2 separate regions of the Homo sapiens genome follow, and region 2 is linked to region 1. Evidence: chromatin contacts called from ENCODE Hi-C or POLR2A ChIA-PET data. All regions are on one chromosome and are shown on one strand. Each heading gives the region's core, a stretch centred on a gene start or an enhancer-like site at or near the end of the contact. The rest is flanking DNA. Distances are from core to core; before and after follow the strand shown.

Region 1 (2,652 bases), core at 153-2,652:
CCTCTCCTGCCAGCCACTGACCTCACCAGCCCGGATGGTACACTCCAGGGGCCGTGCAGACGGTGGCAGGGCTGGGTATGTGTCCCGGAGCCAGGCCAGCGTGGTCTTGTTGGGGTGGAACTCTGGCGTCTTCTCAGGTGGGTAAAGGAACCAGCGCTGGGGGCATGAGCAGCAGTGTCACCCTTGCCCGTTTTGGTCAGCGAGTCCCAAGCCTCAACCCCCACCCCGTGCTGACCTTACGACCGTAGATCACTTCTGAGTACCCGGGTCCATGCCAGTGGAAGGGCACCCCCGAGCCAGCTCCTGTGGGGTTATGAGCACCTGGTGACCAACCCATTTTGTACTCACCGACAGAAGCCTCAGTCCTTCCCAGTCCCAAGAAGCACCCACCTGCGATTCCAAAGCTGTAAGCTGGAGCGGTTCCCAGCAGGCCAAATGGGGGTGGGGAGTAGTGCCGAAAGAGAGAGGCCCACTCGGTGAAGTTGTTGTCCCCGAAGAAGTACAGGGTGTCTGCCAACAGAGACGGCGGGGACAGGGATCCTGGCACCTGGAGACTCCAAGCGTCCCCACCCCCTACCGCCGCCTAGGGCTGCCTCACCATTGCCCAGGGAGGTGGGGTCCTGGGGGTGCAGCAGCTGCTCCACATACTCCTGGAAGGGCAAGTCCACTGCAGGAAAGAGACGGGTCAGGACCGTCTGGTCCAGCCGCCCCGGTGTTGGCAAATGGGCGGGCCCCAGGGGTGAGGCCGCGTACCTTTGTGGTAGGAGTAGGTGTTGGCGGTGCTCAGCCGGACCACTCTGTCCCCAAACGAAGCCAGCAACCTGTCGCGGGAGCACAGGGCCCGGAACCTCTGCGGGGGCGGGGAGGGGACTTAGTGGCCGGGCCCAGCACGGGCGAGAGTGGCCGGGGACGGACGGGCACGCGCTCACCGAGTTGTCCGTGAGTCCCTGCAGGATGACGGGCCTGACGAAGGCGTACCTGGAAAGAAGGGCAGAGTCGCGGCCAGGCCGGACCGCCAGCCTCGCCGCCCCAGCCCCACGCGTGCGCGCGAGGTCAGGGGAAGGCGGCCTTGGGCGGTCGGGGCAGACGGGCCGGTGAACAGGACGCGACCTCCGCGATCAGGGGCGCACGTACTGCTGCACGAACTCCGCGTAGGTGAGGTCGGCCCGACGCTCCACCGTGCAGCGCTCCTCCTCCGCCACGGCCCCCGGCCCGCCCGGGCGCCTGCGGGCACAGCTGGGTCAGCCCGCGCCCCGCCCGCCGCACGTGACCCCACCGCCCGGCCCCTCCCGGGCCGCTCACCACCCGCCGTCGCCCTCCGCCCCGGAGCCGGGTAGAGCCACAGCCGCCAGCGCCCAGAGCGCGAGCAACCGCGACGCCGGCGCCATGAGCCTGCCGCCCTCAGGCAGCCGCGCTGCACGCCGGGAACCTTGGGCCCATCCGCCAGCCATTGGCCGGCAGCTTCGTCGTCGTGGCAACGGCCGGGAACCGGGACGGACCCCGGAAGTGACCTCCTTTGGCCCGCCCCGGAAGAGGCCTCTACGGGAGGCACTGGGAAGGCCGCCCCGAGAGCGACTATGGGCGCCGCCGGTTACCATGGCGACAACCCCGCCGAAAGCCCCCGCCCGCCAGCTGCCCCGCGGGCCTACGGCGAGCCCGCCGCGCTATGGGGTGACACGCAGTGCCGACAGCGGCTCTACTTCCTTTATTGAGGTCTCAAGTTCCAGCCTCCGCCCGTCTCGGGCACAAGACCAGGCGGGGTTCTGCACGCGGCCGCCCGGGCAAGCCCAGCAGATGCCCCGTCAGGAGTACTCGCAGAGGTGGCCGCAGCCTGCGGGACAGTGGGAGCTGCCTTCCAGCCACTTCATGATGTGCTGCAGGTGGCCGCCGTGGCTGCAGCCCTGGCACCACACGAAGAGACCCTTGACTACGTGGTGGCAGACGGCACACATGCTGGCGCAGCGGTGGCACCTGGGGGCGGGCGGGAGGGAGGGTGCCTCAGCGGGGGCTGCTGCGCTGCCTGCAGGCCCCTGCCCCACCTCCCGACCCCACTGCCCCACCTGTCGCAGACCCAGCCCCGGCTGCTCATGGGCCGCTTGCAGTGGCTGCAGTTGACGTGCAGGGTGGTGGAGGCCTGGTTGAGGCAGCTGACGGCGCGGCTGGTGCTCAGCTTGACCACCTCGTTGGACACGTTCCAGAGGCGGAAGCGCTGCAGCAGGTCGATGTAGGAAGTGTACCAGTGCTCCTGGGGGAGGGAGCGCCCGGCAGTCAGGATCTGGGTGCCAGGGGCGGCGCTGCAGGGGGGAGGCCCCGCCCACCACACACCTGGGTCTGCTCGTCGATGTCCTTGCGCACCCGTTCACCCAGGACGATGAGCACAGACACAGCCATCTGCACGTCGCCCTGCTCAGCGTAGAAGTGCAGCATGTCGCGCACCAGCACGCCGAAGAAGTCGGGCGGCAGGCGGCTGTCGTAGAGCGCGTGTGAGACAGACAGGAGCGAGAAGGAGGAGTCCACGGGGGCCAGGGAGGCCACATCCGCCTCGCTGCCGCTCACGTGCGGGGAGTCGGCCTTGTCCTGCAGGTGCTCGGGCCCGGGAGGCGTGTCCACGATCTCGTGGCGCAGCGGAAAGGCCTCCTGCGGCAGCACGCA
Region 2 (7,093 bases), core at 2,134-4,633, 2.4 Mb after region 1:
GCTTGATCCCAGGAGGTTGAGGCTGCAGTGCAGTGAGCTGTGACTGCAACATTGCACTCCAGCCTAGGCGACAGTGCCAGCCCGTCTCAAAAAATAAAAAATATAAAATAAGTCATCTATAGCCACCAGGAGGCACTGACATCCTCCCCCAACCTCCTCCCAATCTAGGGCTGTGGGGCTTCCCCTTCCTGGTCTGGTAGCCCAGTACTACCCATGGGGAACCTCCGAAATTTCGGCCCCACCCACAGGGGACTCAGTTCAGCCCTGCTCAACTAATTGAGGCTGGATGATTTAAGCTTTTCTGAGCAGAGCAGAGCAGGCTCATATTTTTGTTTGAGTCTCTTTTACATTTTATTTCAGGCAGGGGTCATTTTATAGACATGGAAATCCAGGCTCCTGCCCTCTGCTTTCTGCCCTTCCTGTTCTCTAGCCTCAGGGCTACAAGTGAACCTCTCCTAGAGCCTCCCACCCTCCACTCCCAGTTGGCACCCCAGGTAGGGGGATGTGAAGAAAGCCTGAAGCACCACTCCACTCACCTGAATGGCACAGGGCACTGTCCAGCATGCAGTGGCTGGCACACAGTAGGCATCCATGAGCACGAGCTATTACTGTTCTCATTGCTGCTGATTACAACACCAAGCACCGCAGCAAACAGTGACTCACAGTTCTGTTGGGCCCATCACTGACCCATTCTACAGCCGAGGACACTAAGGCTCAGCAAAAAGGTAACCCAGTGGCCGAGTGCAGTGGCTCAGGCCTGTAATCCCAGCAGTGTGGGTGGCCGAGGTGGATGGATCACCTGAGGTCAGGAGTTCGAGACCAGCCTGATCAATATGGTGAAACCCTTGTCTCTACTAAAATTACAAAAATTAGCCGGACGTGATGGCATGCGCCTGTAGTCCCAGCTACTCAGGAGGCTGAGAGAGGAGAATTGCTTGAACCTGGGAGGCGGAGGTTGCAGTGAGACGAGATCGTGCCACTGCACTCCAGCCTGGGCGACAGAATTAGACTCTGCCTCAAAAAAAAAAAAAAAAAAATTATCCGGGCATGGTGGCATGCATCTGTGGTCCCAGCTGTTCGGGAGACTGAGGCAGGAGAATCTCTTGAACCCAGGAGGCAGAGGTTGCAGTGAGCTGAGATTGCATCACTACACTCCAGCTTGGGCAACAGAATGAGAATCTGTCTCAAAAAAAAAAAAAAGTAACTCAGCCTTGGGCAGCCTCTCCCTGGTAACGATGGCCTAGTTGAGAGCCTTGGACAGTTTGCTGTACCCCCTTAATATGAGCCTGAGGGTTCCCTGAACCTCCTCAGGTGGGGTGGTGTTGTGGTACAGAATGGGGGATTTTAAGCTTAGCCGCTGAGAAGGAGGGGAGGTGATTCTAGAACATGACCCATCTCTCCCAACCTCCCTGCAACACACAGTATCTTCCAAGCCCCTCACCCCTACCCCGGCTCCCCTGCATCTCCCAACCTCAGCCACCTGGGGAAGGACTCTGACAAAATGGAACGGGAAGTTCCCTGCCCCAGTCCCATCCCATCCAGGTGTTGAGGGGCTTCCTAGCGTTAACCCTCAAGCTCCCAGTTTGGGAGGTGGATGGGGACAGGGTGGGGCCAGATAAGCGAAGACAAAGTGAGAAATCCAGATTTCAACCCCTGCATGTGTGAGAGTGTAACCACCCCCGAGCCGGAACTACGCTTTCCTGCCCTCTGGCATCCACTCCAGGCAGCCCCCATCCTCCCACCCCATCTCTCCCCACTAGGGCGATGGAGTGCCTCAATCACAGATGAGCGTATTTCTCTGCCTGGCCTGGGAGTAGGAGCTGTGTCTAGTTCAATGAGTGTTCATCCAGCACTTGAAGTTGCTTCAGTGTCTGTTAGCAGAAATTAGGGAATGGCAGTGATTCTGGCCATCTCGAAGGAAAGCATGTAACAACGTCTAGGACAGAAAAAGTCTGTGATAAATGATCAGAAAAATGGTGTTGTGAGGCCGGATGCGGTGGCTCATGCTTATAATCCCAGCATTTTGGGTGGCCAAGGCAGAAGGATTGCTTGAACCTGGGGGGTCAAAGCTGCAGTGAGCCATGTTCGCGCCACTGCACACCAGCCTGGATAAAAGGCGAAGACCCTGTCTCAAAAAAAAAAAAAAAAAAAAGAAAGAAAGAAAGAAAAGAAAAGAAAAGAAAAAAAAAGAGTGGGGGAGGGGGAAGAAAATGGGATTACGTTTCACTGGTTTTTAGTAGCATGCACAAAATAACAAGAAAACTAATCACTGCTCATCCATTGCCGTGCAGGAGCAGCGGGCAGGTACTGAGTGTCTGGCGATTAAGCTCATTTCATCCCAGTCCAGCCCACGCACGAAACAATCACTTCTCCCTTTGCCAAGTGCAAAGACCAAGCTTTGCACTTGGTGACATGCTCAGGGTCACACCAGGTGGAGCCAAGGTTTGCTTTAGGCTGAGAGTGTAGGTCTAGAACACAGTGCCAAAGCTCTGAAACAGAAAAGGAACTGATCTCCATCCTGCTCTGTGCCATTTTCCTAGCCTTAGCCGAAATATCACAGCATGAAACAGAAAAAAAATGAAGATTCCAAATTTCAGCTCTCAGGGCAAGCCACACAGGGAGGCCGGAATCTCCAGGTGAGATCTCTCCAAAAGGTTTCAAAGAGGTGGAATTCGAGACAAGTTGGCTTCAGAGAATCTCTCCCTCCCCCCAGATCTCCAGGACAAAAGCTCTGTTAATATGCACCTCTGTTGGGGGTGGGCTGGGTAGGGAGGCAGGCAGAGGCTCTACAGCCACCATCCAACATTTGAGCAGCTTAATTTGGAGCCCGGGGTGGAGGTGCTGCCACGAGACCCACCCAGGTCACCTGAGAGCCCAGAGTTGGGGAAGGCGGCAAAGGTGGGGTCCTCAGCCGGGAACACTCCCTTTCTCCCTGGACACAGTTGGCAGCTGCCTGATTTGTTGTTTGTTGGAGGGGCCTCCCTCCGCGTGCTGGGCTGAGTGGACAAGGCCCATCAGTCCACCTGGGAGCACGTGAAGCCAGCCTTCTTCAATGTCACAGGAAGTTCTGCGATCTCCCTCGTCCCCAACGCCCCCATCGCGACAGGTCCACCAAGCTGGCTGGCACGAGGCTCCCCAGCAGACCCTCTACATCCTCCCAAGACTCTTCCAGCCCCCACCCCAGCACCAAGGCCTGGAGCCTCCCCTGCTCTCTCCAAGCTGCTGCGAGCTCCTAGCACCCGTCCTGGCAGCCTGCACCCCGACCTCCCTCCAACTCACCACTCGGAGTCCCCACTACACAGGCAGAGATGCTGGGGGGTTTTCTGAGGACTCCAGGGCCAAAGCCAGCCTCCGCCAGCCTGGGGAAGGGCTCTGGGAAAATGGAACAGGAAGTTCCTTGCCCCAGTCCCATCCCATCCAGGTGATGAGGGGCTTCCTAGAGTTAACCCTTAAGCTCCCAGTTTGGGAGCGGGATGGGAAGAGGGCGGGGCCAGTGACATGAAGACAAAGTGAGAAATCCAGATTTCAATCCCAGCCTGTGTGAGAGTGTAACCACCTCCCAAATCAAGACTGGCCTGGTGCCCCTTGCAGGTCTGCCCGTCTTTCCTTTGGGCTAAGAGCTGCCATTTTTAAATGCCCACAGTGTGCTGGCTTCTTTGCTAGGCTTTTCATTCACGTGACTACTCTTTGCAATGGCCTCCTGTGTGCCAGGCACTGTTACAAAGCAGGGGCTAAGGACACAGAGAGAAACTGAAGGAATGAGGCCCTGCTCTCAGGGGCTTACATTCTAGGGCAAAGGAGCAGCGACGGTGCTAGGAAAAAATGGAAGAGGAGGATGTGATGGGGCAGAGTTTGCTCCATCTACACGGTCACCTAAAGTCCTCCCAAGTCCTGCCAGGTGGCTTTTGTCCCAACTTTACCGATGACGAAGCAAGGGCTCCCCGGGAGGGAAGTGACCTAACCAACAGCGTTTGGCCCCAAACTAATTCCATCCCTGTGCTTAAGGTGCCTTCTTGGGTTGTGCCCTTGGCTGCAGCTGGTGCCTTCCTGAGCGTTCTGAGCCCCCGGGGAGCCAGGACCACCTCTCAGGTGTTGGCCGTTCCCCCGGCCTAGACCCCTCGGTCCGTTGGGGCCAGGACCCTCCTGACTGGCTCATCTGACGGGTCTTTGTTTTCCTGCACTTAACACCTGAGCTCATCCTGTTCCTACTTCAGTTGTCTAGTGCTCCCTTCGTACGACGGTCTTTCTCCTTGGTCTGCTCTGCATTCCCCGCGTCCCGCGCCTCGCTCTCCCAGTCGCGGGCTCCTCCCACTCCATAGTTTGTTCAGGGGCGGGGCCAGAAAACCCCGCCCCCAGGGAAGTGGGCCTGAAGGCCAAGGGGCGGGGCGGGGTTCTGTAGGGACGGAGGGGGCGTGTCCGGGGCGGGGCGGGGTGCTGTAGCGCCGGAGCGGGTGTGGCCTTGGCGGGACCAGGCAGCCATTACAGTCTCGGAAGCGAGAGGCGTGGGGCCTGTCTCATCATGCCCGGTTCATTTTTTTTTTTTTTTTTTTTTTTGTAGAGATGGGGTTTCATCATTTTGGCCAGGCTAGTCTTGAACTCCTGAACTCAGGTGATCCACCTGCCTTGGCCTCCCAAAGTGCTGGGATTACAGGCATGAGCCACCGCACTCAGCCTCTTTAATCACCTGAGGTCAGGAGTTCAAGACTAGCCTGGACAACATGGTGAAACCCCATCTCTACTAAAAATTTTTGTTTCTTTTAAAATTGTAATTTTCCCAATTCCACTTATTTTATTTTATTAGAGACAAGGTCTTGCCATATCTCCCAGGCTGGACTCAAACTCCTGGGTTAAAGTGATCCTCCCATCTCGGTCTACCAAGGAGCTGGGACTACAGCTGGGACTCCATGCCATCGAGCGTTCTTTCCCTCTCGTTGCTGAATGATTTTCCTCATTACATCAGTTATTCATTCTGCTATGGGTAGCCCGTGGGCAGTTTTCAGTTTGGGGCTATCTCTAGTGGTTCTCATATGTCTCTGGTGACCATATATGGGACAGCAGTCTGAAGTAGGTGAAGAGCAGAGTGAGAGGTTAGGTTTATCTTTGGGAGGTAAGGACTGCACGTGTGTACTCCGAGGTCTGAGGCCACCGAGGAAGCCTCAGGGACTGGCCTCCGTGTAGAGCTGCTCTCACTGCCCTGGGCATTGGGGACAAGGCCAGGACAAGCAGGACCCCGTGCGTGTTTCCTCGAATGGCTTATGGTCGCTTCAGAAAGACACTGGGTGTTTGTTGGCGTTCGGGCTGCCAGGGCCATCGAATCCGGTTGTCTGCCAGGGTGTGCAGGGGGAGTGGCGCTTTTCAGGTGTAGGAACAGCTCTGGAAATAAACGAGGGATGGAAAAAGGAGACAGACTAGGCCCTCCACAGCCCAGCTGCATGTGTCCTTGGCGAAGTCACTTTTCATTTGAAAACCATCACTGCCTCCTCTGTAATGTGTGAACGATGATCCCACCTCCCAGATGTATTGCAGGAGAGGGTTGTAGAAGAGAAGGTTTGCAAAAGCACTGAGACCTGAAAGATAATAAACGTGTATGAATCCGTACCTGACGCTAGGGGGCGTTAAAGAGAGTGTGGTTCCCTACTGGGTTGGGGTCAACTGTGCGGAGTGGGACGGGGAACCTTTGGAGTAGTGTCCTTCAAGAGAAGTGTGGTGCCACCCACAGCCGCAATTTAAAATTTTCTGGTAGCCACCATTAAAGAGGTAAAAGGAAACAGATGCGATTAATTTTCTTTTTTTTTTTTTTTTGAGACGGAGTTTCGCTCTTGTTGCCCAGGCTGGAGTGCAATGGCCCGATCTCGGCTCACCACAACCTCCACCTCCTGGGTTCAAACAATTCTCCTACCTCAGCCTCCCGAGTAGCTGGGATTACAGGCGTGCACTACCACACCCGGCTAATTTTGTATTTTTAGTAGAGAAGGGGTTTCTCCATGTTGGTCAGGCTGGTCGCGAACTCCCAACCTCAGTTGATCCGCCCGCCTCGGCCTCCCAAAGCGCCGGGACTACAGGCATGAGCCACCGCGCCCGGCCAGCGATTAATTTTAATAATACGATTTAGTTAACTCGTTATATCCAAAATATTATTTCAACAAATACAGAAATTTGCTAATGAGAGGCTGCACATTCTTTTTTCTCATAAAAGTCTTCAAAATCCAGTGTGCATTTTACAGCGAGAGCACGTCTGAGCTCCGACTCGCCCCATTTAAAGCACTCAATAGCCTTTTGTGGCTTTGGGGCGGTTCTGGGACCTCAGAGTTGTGGTGTTTCCTGCGGGGAAAGACTATTGTGGCTGCTGGAGGGCGGAAGACGAATAACAATAGGCGGAGTGCAGGGCACTGGGTTGCCTTAGGACCTCGCCTTTCCCCTGGAGAACACAGCTGCTTCCTGAAATGATCAGGAACCTAAAACCTCTGCAGGGAAGAAGGGGAGATGGGAAGTGAGGAAGGAGCCCCGGGGGACACCGGGGAAGTGAGTAAATGGAGCCGGGGCAGCTTGATTTGCAGCAAATTTATGATTTTAAAGGCCCGGCAAGGTCAGGCACCGTGGATCACTCTTGTAATCCCAGCACTTTGAGAGGCCAAGGCAGGCGGATGACCTGAGGCCAGGAGATCAAGACCAGCCTGGCCAACATGGTGAAACCCCCGTCTCTACTAAAAATACAAAAATTAGCTGGGCGTGGTTGCGGGCGCCTGTAGTCCCAGCTACTCGGGAGGCTGAGGCAGGAGAATTGCTTGAACCCAGGAGGCGGAGATTACAGTGAGCTGAGATCGCACCACTGCACTCCAGCCTGGTGACACAGCGAGACTCCGTCTCAAGAAAAAAAAAAAAGAAAAAAAAAAAGGTCTACCCAGAAGGTAGGTCACTCCCAGTCAGCAGAATTTTTGTTGATTTGGGATTTGGGAGGGTGAGCACTTAGAACCACAGTCCAGGCCAGTGCAGTGGCTCACACCTCTAATCCCAGCACTTTGGGAGGCTGAGGTGGAAAGATCTCTTGAGCCTAGGAGTTTGAGACCAGCCTGAGCAACACAGTGAGATCCCG

What was found. Hi-C counts contacts between places; a loop is a spot of excess contacts on that map. ChIA-PET counts read pairs that join two places held with the same protein, here RNA polymerase II (POLR2A). Pooled maps may share reads with other maps.
Region 2: a pooled map shows a loop between it and region 1 (2.5-fold over the local background). The contact joins the promoter of ZSCAN10 here to the promoter of JMJD8 in region 1. A Hi-C loop is called at or near these places in 1 of 168 maps with a recorded cell type or tissue (CD8-positive, alpha-beta T cell) and 1 of 50 pooled maps. POLR2A ChIA-PET finds 5 or more read pairs at or near these places in 1 of 52 experiments (PC-9).

Annotation. Positions count from the first base shown.
Region 1 is chr16:682,932-685,583 of GRCh38, forward strand. It overlaps JMJD8 (jumonji domain containing 8), which reads right to left and starts at 1,403. Exons shown (of 9, transcript NM_001005920.4): 1 at 1,303-1,403; 2 at 1,135-1,224; 3 at 930-978; 4 at 754-850; 5 at 599-667; 6 at 391-510; 7 at 236-303; 8 at 22-156. The coding sequence starts at 1,388. It overlaps WDR24 (WD repeat domain 24), which reads right to left. Exons shown (of 9, transcript NM_032259.4): 7 at 2,326-2,652; 8 at 2,061-2,245; 9 at 1,691-1,971. The coding sequence ends at 1,803. RefSeq lists a silencer at 1,073-1,382 and an enhancer at 1,783-1,832.
Region 2 is chr16:3,095,911-3,103,003 of GRCh38, forward strand. ZSCAN10 (zinc finger and SCAN domain containing 10) reads right to left here and starts at 3,384. Exons shown (of 6, transcript NM_032805.3): 1 at 3,280-3,384. RefSeq lists enhancers at 4,137-4,186, 5,441-6,141, 5,776-5,825 and a silencer at 4,347-4,406.